3 separate regions of the Homo sapiens genome follow, and regions 2 and 3 are each linked to region 1. A link is a contact called in ENCODE Hi-C or POLR2A ChIA-PET data. All regions are on one chromosome and are shown on one strand. Each heading gives the region's core, a stretch centred on a gene start or an enhancer-like site at or near the end of the contact. The rest is flanking DNA. Distances are from core to core; before and after follow the strand shown.

Region 1 (3,628 bases), core at 434-2,933:
GGGAATAAAAGATGAACCTTTTTTTTTCTTTGTCAGATCTTGCGCTCATTTGGTTCTGGTGGGGAACAACAGCTATAAGAGAACAAGTGTATTCAATTAGAATTAATTCCCCCTCTTATTCTCATAGCTGAGCAGGGCTCAAGTGCCTCTCATCTGAAAGAGGTAATAAGATTTAATCTGTCTCCTCATCTACCTTCTGCAAGTATACTTAACAAATTAGCTCTCGGGACTCTTCCAAATGGAGTTTTATGAGGAATTTGCTAAGGTAAACGTTTTAGACTTTGAACACAGTTCAGATTTCAGGGACAGTACTGAAATCTGAACTGTGTTGCTAACTGCCCTGCCTTTCAACTCAAGACACAATAACTTTGAACTAAAATAATTATATTTTTGTTGTTTTCCACTCTGTCCCCACGTCTATATCACCACAACCCCCAATCCCACCCCGCAGGAGCTAACTCCTCCTTCCTGTCCCCGCAAGATCAAAACTCCTCCTGCAAGCCCCGCTAGCTCTGTCTGCTCACCTTCGTGGCAGATATGCTATTGTACTTTTACACTCATTTGTGTGATAAATACTTCAATGTCCACTTCTTCCACGAGCCCCTGAGCCCCTGGAGGGCCTGGACAACACCGAGTTTTTCTCACCGTTACATCTCCGTTGTCAGGCACTTAATAAGTATTTGGTGAACGAATGGCTTGTTTGGTGACACTCCAAAGGCTGGGGGACAGAGGTAAAGCTCCCTCCTTTTGGGCCCCAGACGGGTGGCGCTGATGGAGAGAGGAGGCTAGGATAAGGCCTCCAGGACCGAAGCGCGCACCCGTAAGGCCCCTGCTAAAAAGACCTTCCTGAAGGCGGAGGAACTGCGAGTGCCTACGTTAGCCCAAGGCCTGACCTGACGATCCCAGGGACCCTCGCTCTAACTGGCCCCGCCTCCCGGGCCCCAAACCCGGACTCGGCCCCGCCCGAAGCTCCGGATCCTGGGGCCCGCCCCTGGCCCCGCGTCGGCAGACCGTGGGCTCGCTCCTGGACCTGCCTCAAACCCTCCGCAGGTAACGCCTCCCGAACTTGAGCCACATTCCGATCCCCTCCTCAAACCCCTCCCCGTTTCCCACACCCTGGACCCCTCGCTCCGTCTCGGCCCCGCCCCAAGCCCAGCTAGGTCTGGGCCCCTGAGCCCAGCCCCGACCGGCCTCCCAGTCCCTGGGTCCCTCCCGACACCGGCCCCTCCCTAAGCTCCGCCTCCCAGGGCCCGCCTCCTGAGCGCAGCCCGCAGCCTGGACTCCGCCCCGCCTCCCGGACCCTGGGCCCCTCCCCACGTGGGCCCGTCCTAAGCTCCGCCTCCCAGAGTCCGCGCACCGCCTGGCCATGTGCTAAGACATAGTCAACGCCCCGCCCCGGCCCCGCCTCCTGAGCCCTTCTCTGGGTCTGGCCTTAGCCCCGCCCTAGGACCTGTCTCCTGGGCTCTGCTCCGAGTCCCGCCTCCTGAACCCAATGGCGTTTATCCCCGCCCTAATGCCCGCCTCCAGGACTCTTATCCTGCCCTCACGCAAGGCACCGCCTCCAGGACGCCACCAACCTGGACGCTTCCGAAGCCCAGCTTCCAGGATCGCCCTATCCTGGCCCCGCCCCAGGACCCGCCAACCTGGAATCTACCCAGGACCTGCCCCAACGACGTTAATTCTGGCCCTACCCCAGGCCTCGCTCTCATGACGCTCATCCTGGCCCCACCCCAGGCCCCACCCTCCTAAGCTCATCTTGGCCCCGCCCTAGCGCCCGCCCCCAGGACGCTCCTCCTGACCCTACCCCTAGGCCCCGCCACCTCTCTGCCTCCGCGCACTACCCTGGGCCCGCCCCCTTTTCAGTCCAGGCCCGGCTTCCGCCCGGTCTCCTGGCAACGCTGCGGCCCCGCCCACGTCATGGCGCCTGAGGAGAACGCGGGTACCAAACTCTTGCTGCAGAGTTTCGAGCGCCGCTTCCTAGCGGCGCGCACACTGCGCTCCTTCCCCTGGCAGGTGGGCGGCGGGGCGAGCGGAGAGGCCTGCGGGGCTTGCGGAAGTCCAGGGGCAGACGGGATGGGTCTCCCTGCTGAAACCCCCGGCGCTCCTGCCACGTGAGTTCCTGGGCTCTCCCCGGTCAGGGCCACGAGACCCGGTCCCCGTCCCTGGGGCCTGGCCAGAGTCGCTCTCACCCCTCCTGCCCCGCGAGCTGGCGGCGGAAGCTGGGGGCGTCTCCACAGTCTTGGGGGGCAGACGCGCGCTCGGTGTGGGGTACAGTTCACGATCATTTTCATGACTTTTTAAAGGCAGTAATCGTTCTGGTCACTGGGACACAGCTGCCCTCGCCCATTCTAAAAAGTCAGCACCCTCAGGCCCGCGGGTAACCACCTCCTCCTGAGCACGGTGACCAGGTCAAAGGCTGTCCCTCGGGCCTCAGTGTTCTCATCTGTATGTCGAGCACTGCACAGAATCAGCTCATGCGCTGAGGCTTTCACTCCTGTGATGGAAGAGACAGAGAAGGGGGTGGCCTCTCCTCTCCCTGGGGACCTGCCATTCTCAGCACAGGCGCATGGCAGGCAGCAGCCTCCCTTCTGCCAGCAGAGGGGCTTAATGCACCCTGCTCCATTTGTAATTCATGTGCGGTGAGCTCACTGGGATGAGTCAGTTTGGATATATATTCCTCCCTGGGTCTGCCCCATTTTATGGGGTGTTGCTTAATCATTTGCGTTATTCCATTGACATGAAATATTTAGCACTCAGAGATCATTTCTGGTCAGGAGAAATTTGTGCATTTTTAACCCAAAATAGAAACCTTCATAAAAGCATCATAGGTCTCCATTCAGTATTGACTATAATTGTTCACATGCCCACGCTGAATGCTAACTTGGGCTCACCATCAACACCCACGAGGTGGGTACTATTATTATCACTCACATTTGACCAGAGGGATTGTTTGATTAGGGTGTAGTAGTTGAGAGTTCAGACCCAGGAGACAGCCTGCCTGCTTCAAATCCTGGCCCAACCCCTGGCCCTGTGTGACCTTGGGCAAGTGACTGCATCTCTCTGTGCTGTTGTTTTCTTATTAATAAAATGGTTGATATAATGATACCTACCTCTTAGGGTTGTTGTCAGCGTTGAGTACAAAAGCCTGTGGATCAGTGCCTGGCTCATGGCAAATGCATGTCGGTGTTAGCTAGTGTTTTTATTCAGTCTCAAAATGTTTAATAAATGCCTTCCGTGAGCCAAGCACCATGGATCAGCAGTACCCATGATAGATGAGGCTCTGCTTGCATGGGAGAGCTAGAGAATAAACAAATAAATGAATAAACAAGAAAAGACCAGATGAGAGTGGCTTTAAAGCCAAGAAAACAGGGGAATGGTGAATGGACCAACTGGGAAGAAGAGTCACTAAAGTCGGGGAATCAGGGAAGCCTTCCCCAAAGACGTGGCATTTGAACTGGGGCCTGAGTGGTGAAGCAGCCAGCCATGGGAAGGGTTTGGGGAACAGGATATGCAAAGGCCCTGTGGTGGAAACAAGCCAGCTGTGGTTGAGGAACAACAGCAATGCAGCCAGTGTGGCTGGAGTGGAGTGAGCAGTGTGGGCCAGGGGTGAGGGAGAACAGGCCAGAGA
Region 2 (3,628 bases), core at 1-2,500, 3.5 Mb before region 1:
AGTATGTACTTGTCTTCTGGTCAAAGCCCTTGCTTCGTTCTGGGGCAAACTAGGCTAAATGGAGGACAAACATGCTCGTAGGCTAACACTATACTTCCGCTGGGTTCCTGCATGGGAGCTGTTACTTTAAGCAACTAAGAAAAGCCGAAGGAAGAAGTCAATAGGAATTTCACAACTACATTTCTACTTCAACCTTGCCACCGAGAGTTTTCTTTTTCTTTCACGGGCTTAGAGACTAAGTCATCACAAAAGAGCTGCTACAAATGCGGCTGCTGAAAGCGAAAATTCAGCTCAAACTACTGGGCTGAGGTCAGCACACGGAATTACTCAGCCTAGACGTCACCCGATAAACGCTGCTCTGTGCTGGGCACTGCGGCCCCAGACCTAGTGCCCCCGGAGGGTGGCGCCGCCCGGGCCTTGGCTAACGCCGAGCGACGCGGGGTGGGAAGGGCGGCTCCACCGCGGATATCGGAAGGGGTCCCGGCCCTGGCGAGCCCAGCCCGAGGTGGAGAGCCTGCGTCACGTGGCGGCCCGCGCCCGTCCGCCCGGCCTCCGCGGCCCCTCCCGGACGCTTCCCCGGCAGGCGGGGGCGGGCACATGGGGCGCCGGCGCGCGGCCCGGGCCCCGAGTGCCGGCCTCCCGGCCCCTCACCTTCGTCACAGCCTTGGTGGCGGCCCCTGGGCCCGCAGCCCCCGCGCTGGCGGTCCCGCCGTCACCCGGCCGGGTCCCCGCGCCCGCCCCGCCGCCCGCCGCACCCGCGGCTCCACTGCTTCCGCCGGCGCTGCCCGCTGCGCCCGCGGCACTCGCCGCCCGGTTGCTCCGCTCCTTCTTCTTCTTCTTGTCCCTCTTGGCAAAGAAGTTGTCCAGGCTCCGCTCCTCCGTCTCAGCCATGGCCTCGGCCTCCTCGACCCGGATGGGTGGGGCCGGCGGCGGGCGCGGCCCGCGGGGCTCCGAGCTCGGGGTCGAGGCCGGCTCTGCGCTCACGCTGCCGGGCGCGGCGACGCCTCAGCCCCGCGGGGTCGCCGAGGCGTGCGCGGCGAGACGGGCGGCTCCCCCTGCGTGCTGGCGAGCGGTGGTACGGTCCGCCCGGGGGCTCGCGCGCCGCCGCTGTCGCCCGAGGCTGCCGGGGCTGCCGCTGCTGCTGCGACGGCGGAGCAGGATTCCGCTCTCCCCACAACCTGAGGGGAAAAGGCACGCGCGAGCCAGAGGTTCTGGCGAGAGTGCTCGGCTAGCAGCGGCGCGTGCCGGAGGAAGAGGCGCGCGCGCAGGCCTGGAGAGGAGGGGAAGGGAGTGGGGAGGGGAGGGAGAGGGAGGAGGGAGGGCGGGCCGCTAGAAGAGAGAGGAAGCGCCTGCGCCTGCGTATTTTGCTCTGCCTGCCGCTGTGGGATCGCCAAGGGGCGGGCGGCGGGAGGAGATGGAGGCGGAGCTGGAAAGAGAGCCAATCAGGTGCCAGGACGAAGCTCTTAGGTGACAATCCCTGACCCAGACGGGGCGGAGTCCAAGCATGGGGGCGGGGAGAGGAGGGCATATGCAAAATAAGTGACGTGCCGGGCGACTCCGGTTTCCCGATTGGCCGAGGGTTTAGTCTTGAGGGCGGGCATGTTGAGGGCTGGTTGATGACTTGGCTAAAGAGGTCCAGCAGGAGGGGCAGTGGGTTCCTTTTGGACGCATGCGCAGGATGCACGTGTGTTTCCTGGCCCAGAACAAACCGTGGCCCCATAGTAGTCGTTTGAACTGTCGCGAAACGGACAGGCACTGCGTTAAGCCAACTGTGTTAAAGATTGTTCCTCTCCTCTGATCGCTTCTGTACTTCCACCCCCTCTGGAGTGGCAACCATTACTTTTCTTCTTTACCGGTTGATTGTGAAAGTGAGAGGAGCAGTGAGCCTGAAGTTTAGGTCCCATTTACTAAAAGATCTTTCATAGGCTGGTTGGTAGGTAGAAAGGGATTTTGTCTGAACTCCACCCTCTGGATTATGTTTACCAAGGTCAAGTTCAATAAATCCTATCGTCAAGTCCCTAATCTGTAAAGTGGGTATACTATTTCTTACAAGATAGGGGGATGGAGGGAAGAGAGTCAACATTATTAGCTGCTCAGCACATTGCTTAACGCCCTGACTTGAGTCTAGATGATGATACAGTTTATCCTTAGCTTCTATCCCTGATAAAAGGAGGGGACTGTCTTATCATAGGGGTGGAGACCAAAATGCCCAGGCGAAAGCCAGGTTTAAATGGGTTTAAAGCCCATTTAAATACCCTTGGGGCCTTGAAAATGAAATGAATTCTATATGCAAAAGGTGGTCTAAAGTAAGCTCTTAAACTTTCTACTTCCTCCTTCTAAAAGCAGAAGAGGGAGCTGTCACAACCATTGAGGAAATGACTCAGACAAATGTTGGTAGCCATATGGGGTAGATAGAATCCAGCCAGTAAATGGAGAGACTTCTTCGTCTTTTCCTTTACAGTTACCCCATTAAAGTTTCTCTTTTCCTACCCCCTACTTACACTGCTATTAAAGAATTAACTTCTGGCTGGGCGCGGTGGCTCACGCCTGTAATCCCAGCACTTCAGGAGGCCGAGGCAGGCGCATCACCTGAGGTCAGGAGTTCGAGACCAGCCTCACCAAAATAATGAAACCCCGTCTCTACTAAAAACACGAAAATTAGCCGGGCGTAGTGGCTAACGCCTGTAATCCCAGCTACAGGTTGAGGCTGGAGAATTGCTTGAACCCGGGGGTGCGGAGGTTGCAGTAAGCCGAGATCGCCTCATTGCAATCCAGCCTGGGCAACAACAGTGAAACTCCGTCTCAAAAAAAAAAAAAAAGTCTAACTTCTGAATGTCAAAAGAAATCAAGGACCTAGCCTTGGCCAGCAAGTAGCTTGAGCTTATACATATACTATTCCCCAAACATGAACAGCTCCCAAGGTGACTTCCTTCTATGACAACATATATCTTCCTGTGATGCAGGCCAGGTTCAGTACTGCCCATCACCATCACCCTCCCTTACCATCGCTAATCAAATTTATTTTCTTTCTTTTTTTTCTTTCCTTCTTTTTTCTCCCTTCCTCTTTTCTTTCCTTCTTTTCTTCCTCCCCCCTCTTTCTTCCTTCCTCCCTCCCTCTCTTTCATTTATTTATTTATTTATTTACTTACTTATTTTTTGAGGCAAAGTCTTGCTCTTGTCACCAGGCTGGAGTGCAATGGCATGTCAGCTCGCTGCAACCTCTGCCTCCCAGGATCAAGCGATTCTCCTGCCTTAGCCTCCTGAGTAGCTGGGATTACAGGCACCCGCCACCACACCCAGCTAATTTTTGTATTTTTAGTAGAGACGGGGTTTCACCATGTTGGCCAGGCTGGTCTCAAACTCCTGACCCTCGTGATCCACCCACCTCAGCCTCCCAAAGTGCTGGAATTACAGGTGTGAGCCACCATGCCCGGCCCTCTCCCTCTCTTTCTTTCCTCATCTATGAAGCACTTATTTTGCTATATTTCGGGCAAAGTGCTTTATTCAAAAGTGAGTAATTTGTGATTCCTGCATTCAATTCCCTTATAATCTAGAAGAGAAGATCTAGATATAAATAAGTTTCAGTTATTTATATCTTTCTTAAGTCCTTATCAATTCATCATTGTCT
Region 3 (3,628 bases), core at 376-2,875, 3.1 Mb after region 1:
TCCACAGGCACCTCATGTGTCCCCCACCCCCAGAGCACACACTGAGGCCACAAACCCAGGCCTCCGCCCATGCTGTCCTCTGCCCAAAACGCCCTTCCTGGGCCCCACTGGCACCCCCCAGGAATGGAAGCCTGGCCCTGCAGCGAATCACTGGTTCACATGCCTGCCTCTGGCAGGGGGCTGGGTGCTCCTCAAGGGCCGGGCAGCATCTTGGTGCCCCTGGTGCAGCACCTGGCCTCTGCCGCACACCCCAAGCCGCAGGAAATCGAGGGGACCTGAGGCAAGCTCCTCAAGGGCCCGGGGAGCAGAAACTGCGCCCCATCCCTGCACCGACCCCCAAACCGGCTACGTGTGAAAGGAGATGGGGCAGCACGGAGCAGCCTGAGCCACAGGAGCCGCGCTGAGGGGACAGAGGCTCGACCACGTCCCCTCCCCGGCACACACACCCCTTTCTTTCAAGGGGCGTGGCCCCAGAACCCCACACAGGAGCCTGGGGCAGATCGCCGCCCGGGGCCGCCCCTCGGAGCCCCTCCCCTCCTTTCCAGGGCTGCACCTGGGACCTCACGCCGACCGAGGGGCCTCCCTGGAGTCCCCACTCCCCCTTCCCCTGGCAGCCCGGGATCGGCCCGCTGCCTCCAGCTTCGCCGCACATCAGGCCCGGGACTATCCAGGAAGCAATCGGAAGCCTCCGGGAGAAGCGGCTGACCCTGGAGAGGCCCCGAGAGGGGGAGGCCAAGGAGGCCCGAGCGGGGCGGCCTCCTGGGCGGCACCCAGAGCCCACCTCCCCGCACTCCGGGCCAGTGGGAGCGGTGGCAGCTGTGGTCGGGAAGCCGCTCCAACTTCCACCCCGCGCCCCAGGGCCGGCCGGGGGCTTAGCCTGCACGACCTCCTCCGGCCCCCGCGGCCCTGCTGGGAGGCTCCGATCCCTATCCGGGCCTGGCCACCCCGTCCTCGCCCGCGGCCAGAGGTCTGAGCCGAGGTCCAGCGGCCGGGACGGGCCTGGACACCGCAGGGGCCTCCCCGCGGGGCCGCCGCAAACTTTCTCCCCAGCCTCCGTGGAGGGGCAGCGCCCGCCCCCCGCCACCCCGGAGCTGCCGCGGGGCTCGGCGGGCCCGGCCGGGGGGCGGGGGAGGCCGCGGCGCTGGATCCCGGGCCGCGGTCCCAGCCCCGCCGCACGGGGGTGCGGTCTCTCCGCGTCGGCGCCGCGACCGCGCCCGGACACACGCGGACGCCTGGGCCGGAGCCGCAGGGACACGCGGGCCGCGGACACGCGCGCCGCAGTCCCCACGCGCGCCGCAGTCCCCGCGCACACCCCCTGCCTGCCGCCTCACGAGAGGGCCGCCGCCGGAGGCCGCCCCGCGCCCACCCACGGGCCGCCCGGCCCCGGACCCCAGCCCGGCCCGGCCCCCGCCCACCGTCCCGCGCCGCGGGGAAAGTTGCGCCCCGACTCACCCGCCGCCCCGGGGCGCGCCCCGCCGCCGGCCATCGCCGCGCCCAGCCGCCCGCGCCGCCGCCGCCGTCCGCCCCGCCGCGGGGCCGCCGAAGCCGCGTAGGCCGCCCAGGCCGAGGCCGCCGCCGCGCCCGGGCTCCGCTGCGTGGCCGCGCAGCCGATGCCCAGCATGAATGGGGCGCCGAGCGCCGCGCGGCTGCGGACCGGCCTCGCTCTCGCCGCCCGCGGAGCCCCGCGCCGCGCGCATGCGCCGCCCAGAGCCCGGGGGCGGGGCGGGGGCGGGGCCGGCGGCGGCCTCCAGAGGGCGCTCTGCCCCGCGCCGCGCGCCTGCAGGGGCCCACCGCGCGTCTTCAAAGGGCGATACGGCTGCCCGCCTCAACTCTCTGGGCGCCGGGGCCGCGCGGGCAGTTCCGGGAGCCCCCCGCTCTCGAGCGGGCTAGCCCGCGACCCCAGGAACAGGGCCTGGCTCAGTGTGCCCAGGCTAGGAGCATGGCCTCCTTTCACGGGGGGGGAAACTGAGGCTGAAGGAGGCAATCGCAGTTCCCAGACCTTGCGGGGCCGGGTGTTCCCAGCTCTCGGCCTCGCGCGTTCCGCTCTGTCAGATGGGCGGGCACCTGCGCGGGGAGCCCGGGCGCCCCCTGCAGGCCCCAGGCTGGTGGCGCATTCCCGGCTGGGGACGCAGCCCAGGGAGGAAAGTCCCGCGGCAGAGGCGTGGCGAGACGCGAACTCCGGCTGTAGCGTGGGGCAGCGGATCTACACGGTGTGAGGTGTGGGGCTGCAGAATCCAGGGTGACGGGCCAGAGCTGTCCAGGCAATACCCCCAGCCTGCATGGCAAGGCTGAGGGGCAGACACCCAGCACTCAGTTACTGTACTCACAACCGCCACTCCCAGGCAGGAGGCATCCGGGAGGGCCTCCCGGTGGACGCAACCAGGCCAAGGAAGGGGAAGCCGGCAACAGGAGCATCGATAACAGAGCAGATGGGCCAGGAAAACCCCGTCGTGGGAGGGCTGAGTCCCGGCTGGGGACTTGGCCCCCATCTGTAGCCTGAGGGGTGCGGTTTTTGCTGTGTGAATCACGTCACCCCTACAGAAGAGGAACTCTCTACAGTTCACATGGTTAACAGGGAAAGGGAATGGACTCATACCGGGCCCAGGTGTCCCTCCGCGTCTCACCCCGCTCCTCCCTCCCCAGGAGCAGCCACAACCCTCATTTTTGTGTTCATCTTTAAGTGCTTTTCTTTGGGTGTGACCTCTTATATTTGCACCCCAGAATGGGACGCTGTTTTGGGTGGCTTGTTCTGGGCATTACAGAAACGGGGTCACTCAGCCTGTGCTGTTTGCTCTGTCTGCTCTGTGTGGTGAGGGCACAGGGCAGCTGCTCGCAGGCATCGTCTTCGCAGCCTGTTTTGTTGGGCTCCTGCTCGCCCATTCTCCTGCCGATGGACATGGGATTGTCGCCTATCTGGAGCCATGATGAGCAAAGCTGTGATGAGCATCCTGTGTGTGCCTCTCGGTGGGCACCTTTAGATCCAGGGACGGTCTGCAGGGTCACGGGGTAGGATTTGTCTAGCTTCAGGAGATACAGCAAAACCGTCTTCCCAAGTGACAGCCCCAGTTTACACTCCCAGCAGCTTAGCAGGAGTGTGGAAGGGTCTGGCTGTCCCACATCCTCACCAATATTTGGCACTCTTTAGTTTTGCAAATCTAGTGGCATGAACTGGTTTTTCAACTAGGTGGTTTTGCTTGTCTGCTTTTTTTTTTTAGAGACAGACAGGGTCTCGCTCTGTCACCCAAGCTGGGATGTTGTGGTGCAATCAGAGCTCACTGTAACCTCAAGCTCCTAGGCTCAAACCATCCTCCTGCCTCAGCCTCCTGAGTAGCTGGGACTACAGATGGGCACCACCATGCCTGGCTAATTTTTTTTTTTCAAGAGATGAGGTCTCTATGTTACCCAAGCTGGTCTCAAACTCCTGGGTTCAAGTGATGCTCCCACCACAGCCTCTCAAAGTGTTGTGATTAAAGGCATGAGACACGGCACCCAGCCTCATTGAGTCTTACTGTGTCGCCCAGGCTGGAGTGCAGTGGCTCGATCTCAGCTCACTGCAACCTCCACCTCCTGGGTTCCAGTGATCCTCCCACCTCAGCTTCCCGAGTAGCTGGCATTACAGGCGTGTGCC

Evidence for each region. A loop is a pair of places that touch in the nucleus more often than their neighbours do. ChIA-PET counts read pairs that join two places held with the same protein, here RNA polymerase II (POLR2A). Pooled maps may share reads with other maps.
Region 2: a map of ascending aorta shows a loop between it and region 1 (21-fold over the local background). The contact joins the promoter of CDV3 here to the promoter of LINC02021 in region 1. A Hi-C loop is called at or near these places in 2 of 168 maps with a recorded cell type or tissue (PC-9 and ascending aorta), 2 of 37 single-sample maps with no recorded cell type and 13 of 50 pooled maps. POLR2A ChIA-PET finds 5 or more read pairs at or near these places in 2 of 52 experiments (CD4-positive, alpha-beta T cell and CD4-positive, alpha-beta memory T cell).
Region 3: a loop to region 1 is called in a map of CD8-positive, alpha-beta T cell, with 15 times the contacts of the local background. The contact joins the promoter of PLXNA1 here to the promoter of LINC02021 in region 1. A Hi-C loop is called at or near these places in 4 of 168 maps with a recorded cell type or tissue (CD4-positive, alpha-beta T cell, CD8-positive, alpha-beta T cell and naive thymus-derived CD4-positive, alpha-beta T cell) and 7 of 50 pooled maps.

Annotation. Positions count from the first base shown.
Region 1 is chr3:130,109,762-130,113,389 of GRCh38, reverse strand. It overlaps LINC02021 (long intergenic non-protein coding RNA 2021), which reads right to left and starts at 1,683. Exons shown (of 3, transcript NR_146653.1): 1 at 1,578-1,683; 2 at 646-768. It overlaps LOC124909432 (a long non-coding RNA gene), which reads left to right. Exons shown (of 3, transcript XR_007096083.1): 3 at 1-30. It also overlaps the pseudogene FAM86HP. RefSeq lists silencers at 983-1,152, 1,223-1,272 and enhancers at 2,273-2,322, 2,423-2,612.
Region 2 is chr3:133,571,308-133,574,935 of GRCh38, reverse strand. CDV3 (CDV3 homolog) reads right to left here and starts at 1,250. Exons shown (of 5, transcript NM_017548.5): 1 at 652-1,250. The coding sequence starts at 891. RefSeq lists silencers at 282-671, 702-811, 832-1,371 and enhancers at 1,752-1,921, 1,578-2,079, 2,022-2,261.
Region 3 is chr3:126,981,112-126,984,739 of GRCh38, reverse strand. It overlaps PLXNA1 (plexin A1), which reads right to left and starts at 1,625. Exons shown (of 32, transcript NM_032242.4): 1 at 1,453-1,625. RefSeq lists silencers at 535-614, 1,630-1,859, 1,960-2,179 and enhancers at 2,230-2,559, 2,820-2,869.